Linked DNA regions of Homo sapiens: region 2 is linked to region 1. A link is an interaction called in ENCODE POLR2A ChIA-PET data of the cell type or tissue named here. Cell type or tissue: HCT116. All regions are shown on one strand. Region 1 overlaps MLLT10 (MLLT10 histone lysine methyltransferase DOT1L cofactor). Region 2 overlaps MLLT10 (MLLT10 histone lysine methyltransferase DOT1L cofactor).

The links. Peaks named below come from ENCODE experiments on the same cell type or tissue, not always from the same donor. Only the 100,000 strongest peaks of a DNase experiment are listed, where the experiment ranks them.
Region 2: POLR2A ChIA-PET joins it to region 1 with 5 read pairs; 3 of 35 experiments call an interaction of 5 or more read pairs at or near these places.

Annotation. Positions count from the first base shown.
Region 1 is chr10:21,689,118-21,693,117 of GRCh38, reverse strand. The region is part of intron 13 of MLLT10 (MLLT10 histone lysine methyltransferase DOT1L cofactor); the gene reads right to left. Among named protein-coding and RNA genes, the nearest start is that of MLLT10, 160 kb to the right of the region's middle. In HCT116, no CTCF peak of the experiment used is centred here; no DNase peak of the experiment used is centred here.
Region 2 is chr10:21,585,919-21,589,918 of GRCh38, reverse strand. It overlaps MLLT10 (MLLT10 histone lysine methyltransferase DOT1L cofactor), which reads right to left. Exons shown (of 23, transcript NM_001195626.3): 4 at 3,571-3,625. Among named protein-coding and RNA genes, the nearest start is that of MLLT10, 54 kb to the right of the region's middle. In HCT116, no CTCF peak of the experiment used is centred here; a DNase peak (open chromatin) is centred at 1,528; H3K27ac peaks cover 940 bases.

The DNA of each region.
Region 1 (4,000 bases):
GGAGAGTACTTCAGCTAAGAGATGAGGCACACCTAAATGAGTACAATCATAAGCCTAAACGAGAAGCATCATGAAACATACATACTACACAGTGATTTTTTTTTTCTGTTTCTTTAAAAAGATTAAAAGAAAGATTTAGTGGGGGAAAAAGTATCAACTAAAATGAAGAACATAATCTTATCAGATATGGTGGTTATCAACATAATTTGCCTTTCTTCATGAATATTTTTGTTTTAAATAAAAACATAAAAGAATGGCCACATTCATTTTTAGAAAACAGAGACAAGAAAACACAATACTCTTGAACCAGTGATTTTAATATAACCATTATGGCCAGGTGTGGCGGCTCATGCCTGTAATCCCAGCACTTCGGGAGGCCAAGGCAGGAGGATCACTTGAGCTCAGTAGCTGGAGACCAGCCTGGGCGACATTAGTAAGATCTCATCTCTACTGAAAAAGAAAAAAAAAAAAATTACTGGGTGTAATGGTGTGTGCCTGTATTCCCAGCTACTCAAGAGGCTGAGGCAGGAGGATTGCTTGAGCCCAAGAAATTGAGACTGCAGTGAGCTATGACGGCACAACTCTACTCCAGCCTGGACTAAGCAAGACTCTCTCTCAAAAATAAAAGAAAGATGTGGCAGAACAATAGGCCAGGCGCGGTGGTTCATGCCTGTAATCCCAGCAATTTGGGAAGCTGAGGCGGGAGGATCACGTGAGGCCAGGGATTTGAAACCAGTCTGGGCAACAAAGCAAGACACTGATTGATTAAATAATAATAATAATAATAATAATAATATAACCATTGTGATAATTTTGTCAATCCCCAGTACTTGCAACTTTTTGCTATGATAAATATCTCTGTATGTCTAGTCTTTTCATATTTTGTACATTTCCTTAGAATGGAAGTCACTTCTATTATTAAGTCCTTTTATTTTTTATTTTTCTAAGACAGGGTCTCATCTGTCACCCAGGCTGGAGTGCAGTAGCGTGATCTCAGGTCACTGCAGCCTCTGCCTCCCAAGTTCAAGCGATTCCCATGCCTCAGCCTCACAAGTACCTGGGATTACAGACGTGCCACCACCCCACCTGGCTCTTTTTTTTTTTTTTTTTTTTTTTGTAGATATGAGGTTTCACCATGATGGCCAGGATGGTCTTGAACTCCTGACCTCAAGTGATCTGCCTGCCTCAGCCTCCCAAAGTGCTGGGATTATAGGCGTGAGCCACCGTGCCCAGTCTATTAAGTCCCTGGCACCACAGTATTGGTACTTTCCTTCTTTCTAGGAAGTTTTCTTCATCTGATTTACCCATTTATTATTCTTTTCCTTGGCTGTAACCATTGCGTTATTACCCCTTTACTGTGTTCCTTGCTTTGACTATTATAAAATATAGCTGAATATATAAAATTTCTTTCTTTTTAAATTTTGTTTCAAATTACTACTATCTTCCCTCATGTCTTATGTTTATTATGCTGATTTGTTTTCTCTCTACAGTTCCATAAAAGACCTAATCTGGGTGGAAAATCAGATTTTCTACTATTGGCAACATGAAATAAAGTTTTTGGCTTCCTAAGCCAAAGCTATAAGCTTTCAGATACACCTTTGAAATAAAAATATTAGTTGCTCCTAATGCATGCATGATGGAAAAAAGTATGAGAAGCAAAATTCCAAATACCTAGCTGTTATTACATAAATATACTATTCTGTTAGGAATGGGCACATACATATATCCAGAGATATATATCCATATGTATATATCAAGAGATCCTGAAATAAAATGACCCTCTGAGTGTGAAACAAGTATATCAGTCATCTATAGAAACAGCCCACCAAGGACATGGTCTACAACTCCAGGTTTAATGAAGGTGATTGGGACATAGTTTCTGCAAATGCAGGACCAGAAGTTAATGTGAAAGGAAGCTGCAAAGTAGTGAAATACATTACACAGAGAGAAAAAAAAGTATTATCAAGATGATGATAATATTTAAACATGATCGAACTGCCTTTATTCTGATGTCCGATTCACTAAGCAAGCACTTTCCAATTATAATTTGTTTTCCCAAGAAGATTACCGTAAGGAAGAATAAGATAAGCAACATTTGGCATTCTTGGCAGTTATTATTTTTAAATCATAGATGATTAAATGACATTCTTCCCTACCTTCATTTCTGAGATTCTGGCTTGAGTAAGCCCATTTGATGAACTCTAGGTATACTGACAAAAGTAAAAAAGAGGATATTAGAATAATCTGTGCAAGAGATGATAAGGACCTGAATCAACACAAAAGAAGAGTTTTGAAAACGATAAAGAAAAATTAAATACAAAAGTCATGTCTAGAAAGCCTCAAATTAGTAAATTAGAAAAAATGTTCAGAAGGCAGCACTTGGTGATTTATGTAATAGTTAAGGAATAGGCAGAGAAAATGACAGACAGGCAGGCACAAACAGTAACTCCAGGACAGAGGTATTTCGGACAAAAAAATACAAGAGGAGAGGAAAGAGATCACTTCTCAGGCGACACTGAGAATTTAAAATAAAATAACTCGCTCAGATGCATAACCGTTGCATATTTAAGTATTATTTAATACTCTTATTTAATCATTAAAGCCCTATTCTGAAGTACACTAAAAAGAAAACGCTTTTGTAAACACATTCAAGTTACTACACATACCTGAAAGAATCAGTTCTTTTGGGGGGAAATCTATTTTTAAAATTTCTAATAATTTAAAAATTCATTAATTCAAATTATGAAGGTTTTAGAAAACTAATTTGGTTTGGTGGGGGGTTTTCTGACAGTGAATGTTTCCACAGTGATTCTCTGTCTTCCTTCAAACTTAATTTTTCTACATGTTCACTTGATCTCTTCCCATCTGCTCCAGATTCTTGATCTATGAAATATCACTCCTTGAATCTTAATCCTTAATCTCCTTTCTACCTATTAAGACTTCACTATTTTAAAATAAACCTGATTCAACCTCTTTCTGTCTTCTCTACCCACATTTTTCAGCCTATACTAGTCTCAGAGTTTCAGTTACTACCCCCTAAGTGGCCTAGTTTCAATTCTCTTTGGTGCCCAAGCTCTATTTAATTCTGTGCTAAACATCTCTACCTAAATATTGTGTTAGTAAATGAATACCCATCCTTTCCAGCTACTGTCATTACCAGTTCTTCTTGGGTAATACACATCTCATCAGTTTGACTTCCAGGATCCTCATTCAGGCCATCAATAAATTTGGTTAGATTGTAACAAAAAACTATTGGGTTACTCTGTTTCAGCATTAGCTCTTTTCCATCTTTTTACATGCTACCCACCAGTTGAAACTTCCTAAAGTACAGGTTTGATTATCTTTTTTCCAACTCAACACCAACTGCTTTCAACTCCTTGGACTAATAGCTAATGTTGTTATTTTTCATATCAAATATCAGTATCTTGGAGGTAAAACATGCCAAGAAAAAAAAAATATATATATATATATATATAAATGTGTGTGTGTGTGTGTGTGTATATATATATATATATAAAACACACACGCTATATATATATATATATATATATACATATATATATATATATATTACTTTACACAGCCTGTGTATTCTCATTCTATGCCATTGCTCATGCTAACTGTACATACCTCAGACTAAGAATCTAGCTCTGATCCCTGTATCTCCAAATAACAAAATTTTACATATTCTTTAAGTATCAGGTCAAACGTTACATTATCTGAATAGCTCATTCCTTCAGCTGAAAGCAATTTTCCCTGGCCTTGAACTCCTACTGACCATTAAAGAAGTTGTAAGTACATCCCTTGAAATTATTACATATATGTATTTCTCTTCCTTTTAGAGTGTATGTTCTCAAAGGGAGGACTCATGTGCCGCATCATTTATCTTTTGCAGTATACTTATTTCCCCAAAGCAACTAACCAGGACCTTACATATAGACATAAAGAAAGAACCTAATATATTCTTGTCAAATGATAAAAAGCTAAGACAGTCTCAAGA
Region 2 (4,000 bases), 100 kb after region 1:
AGGGGAAGGGGAAGGGAAAGGGAAAGGAAAGGGGGAAAAGGAATGTCCCTATAATTTTGCCAAAAAACGAATTTATCAAAAATTTTCCCAGAAAAGTTTCAGTTTCTCACGAAGTTCTATATAGAATTCAAAGAAAAATAACACCAAATTTACACAAACTGTTTCATTTTAAGTGACTAGCATAATCCTCAACAAACACCTGACAAAACCACTATAATTCTTAAAGAAACAGAGAATGAAAGTACATGACAAAAATAAAATATATGTCTGGAGATGGACAAGTGAATTTACAGTATCCTAAAAGTTTCAGAGGATTCAGAAAGAGGAAAAAAGCACATAGTAATGTTAACTTTTTTAAGCTAATAGGGTAGAATGGAACAAGTGAAACAAACCAGAATAGGAAATATTTAATAAGATGGAAGGTTTACACCAGGTGCAGTGGCTCATTCCTGTAATTCCAACACTCTCAAAGCTGAGGCAGGAAGATCACTTGAGCCCAGGACTACAAAGCTACAGTGAGCTAGGATCCTGCTACTTGTAATTCAGCCTGAACAACAGAATGAAAACCTGTCACTTAAAAAAAAAAAAAAAAAACTTTGGAATAGTGAAGGCCTTTCTAACTAATAACTCAAAATACAGACATCATGAAAGATTAATAAATTGAACAAAATTAAAATCAGAAACTCATGCACGGTAAAAAAAAATTTTTTTAAAGCACAATATAAACAAAGACTGACCAGATGGGCAAAAATTAGTCCAACTCATATCAAAACAGCATAATAATATATGAGGGGCTCCTTATGAACACTCCAATAAATCAAAGTAAAAAGATCAACAATTGTGGCTGGGCATGGTGGCTCACACCTGTAGTCCCATCACTTTGGGAGGCCAAGGTGGGTGGATCCCATCTCTACTAAAAATAAAAAAATCAGCTGGGCGCGGTGGTGTGTGCCTATAATCCCAGCTATTCGGGTGAGTGAGGCAGGAGAGTCCCTTGAAAGGGGGAGGCAGAGGCTGCGGTGAGCCAAGATCAAGCCACTGCACTCCAGCCTATGTGACAGAGGGAGACCCTGTCTCAAAAAAAAAAAAAAAGAAAAAGATCAACAACCAAGTCAAAAAACAGACCACAGAAGAGAAAAAACAAACTGCTCTTCAAACTATAAAAAGATGTGAACCTCACTAATATTAAGAGAAATGCAAAACTACTGCTTGGATATACAAACTTTTACCTGTTAGATTACCAAAGGTATGTAGAACAGCTTTTTTATTCATATATTGGTAAAACTGGGAACATATATTGGTAAAACTACAGGGCAAATAATTTGGGACTATCTATCAAAATTAACGGCAAAACTCCTTTGACTCAATGTTTCCACCTATGGAAATTAATAATCCTATAGATATACTTGTATACAAGCAAAATGACATACATACAAGAGTTAGTCATCAAAGTAGAAGATCAGAAAGTGCATCAAGAACTGATTGATTAGATATTAGATAACATGGTTAAAAAGAAAAAAAAGCTCTATACTGAAACAAGATAAACTGTTCATGCCGGGTGCAGTGACTCACACCTGTAATCTCAGCACTTTGGAAGGCCGAGGCAGTAGGATCATTTGAGGTCAGGAGTTCAACACCAGCCTGGCCAACATCGTGAAACCCCATCTCTACTAAAAATATAAAAATTAGCCGGGCGTGGTGGCACATACCTGTAATCCCAGGAACTTGGGAGGCTGAGGCAGGAGAATCGCTTGAGCCCGGAAGGTGGAGGTTGCAGTGAGCTGAGACTGCACCACTGCACTCCAGCCTGGGCAAATGAGCGAAGCTTCAAAAAAAAGAAAATCGAAGAAAAAAGAAAAGCAAAGTCTCAAAAAAAACAGATAAATTGTTCAGTGAAATAAATTAAGAGGCAGAAGAGTATATAATATTAACCCATTTGTATAAAGATGGAGGGAGTAAATAAGTCTTTATTCACATTTGAATATGCAAAAGAAACCTAGAAAGATATGCAAGAAAGTAATTATTACATAGTAGCAGGAAAACTATTGATAAACTGGGCAGATGGGGAAGAGGAATAACAGGAAGAGTTTTCAACATATTTTTAAATTCTGTACAATCTGACTGTATAACATAGTCTGAAGATTAAACTGTAAAATATATATATCTAGCCAAAATCATTCTATTTTTCCCTTTTATTTACTCACACCATTACTCTAGCCTATGCCAAAACTACTTTAGAAGTGGCTACCCAAAATGGAGAAGAGTATAGTAGTAATAGCAGCTTAACCTTTTTTTAGCTGCCTCATCATATATGCCATGGTCTAATAAACTCATGTCTACACATTTCAGAATAGTACTGAGCTGTAGAAAAATATGATTTCTCTGACAAAGATAACTGAAAGTGGAGAAGAAAATGAGTAATATACAAGGGTTCATAGGAAAGCATACCAAAATGTGATACAGAAGTCAGCTTTTTTTTTTTTTTTTTTTTTTTTGAGGCAGGGTCTCACTCTCACCCATCCCAGGGACTGAAGTACAGTGATGTGGCCATGGCTCATTGCAGCCTCGACCTCCCAGACTCAAGCCATCCTCCTGCTCAGCTTCCCAAGTAGCTGGAACTGCAGGCACGTGCCACCATGTGTAACTCAGTCTTTTTATTTTTATTTTTTATATTTACTTTTGCAGAGACCAAGGTCTCCCTATGTTGCCCAGGATGGTCTCAGACTCCTATGCTCCAGTGAGCCTCCTACCTTGGCCTCTCAAAGAGCTGGGATTACAGGTGTCAGGCAGCACACCCAGCCTAAAAGTCAACATTTCTTTATATTCAAGCAACAAAGATCTTCAGAGTTAAATAAAATTAACATTCACTAGAAACATCATCTGTCTAGAGATACACAAAACAGAAAAAAAGAATCTAAAACAACAGATTTTAGGTCTAACAACAACAACAAAAAAATGTGGCTCATTTTTCAAAAAAAAAAAATTCCTAACATAAGAAACTATATCCATTTAAAAAAAATACTTTTTTTTTTTGGAGACAGTCTCCTTCTGTCACGCAGGCTAATGGGCAATGGTATAATCTCAGCTCACTGCAACCTCCGCCTCCCAAGTTCAAGCGATTCTCCTGCCTCAGCCTCCCAAGTAGCTGGGACTACAGGCAGGCACCACCACACCTGGCTAATTTTTCTATTTTTAGTAGAAACCAGGTTTCACTATGTTGGCCAGGCTGGTCTCGACTCCTGACCTCAGGTGATCCACCTCCCTTGGCCTCCCAAAGTGCTGGGATTACAGGTGTGAGCCACCTCGCCCAGCCAAAAACATAAGAATTTAAATTAGAAGTATGTATTTAATAGATCATACTGCATAAAATACCCAATGCTTAAGTTTGTCCACAAAGTAGAAAAATTGTGGGTCAATACAATAAGGATTTATAAATTATAGCCACCACTGTTAAAAATGAGTAGAAAACGCTGTTTAATTTGATAAAATAAAATAAACTACCAAATATTTGAAAATACTCCACTGTCCCAGTTTTCAATAAAATTTTTTTCAAGAAATCTCTGCACTTACCCCCATTATCTGTTCTTTTTAAAGCTCCATCCTTATGGGGACAAAGTTCACATCTCTATAAAAAAAAAAAAAGAAACAGGTAATGAATATTTCAGATTATCAAAAATGTAGTATCTTCCCTGCAACGTCAAAACTACTGAAAATGTGAGAGCAGCATTTGTCCTAGTTGCCCCCCAAGAATATTTCAGAACATTCTTCACAAACAGTTGTTCTTGATGACATGTGATCTTCTTCAGAGGACAAGTAATTTTTTTAAAGTACATTTTAACTTTTAAATTCCTGCCATGGGCCAGGCGCGGTGGCTCAGGCCTGTAAATCTTAGAACTTTGGGAGGCTGAGGCAGGCGGATTAGCTGAGGTCGGGAGTTCGAGACCAGCCTGACCAACATGCAGAAACCCCGTCTCTACTAAAAATAAAAAATTAGCCAGGC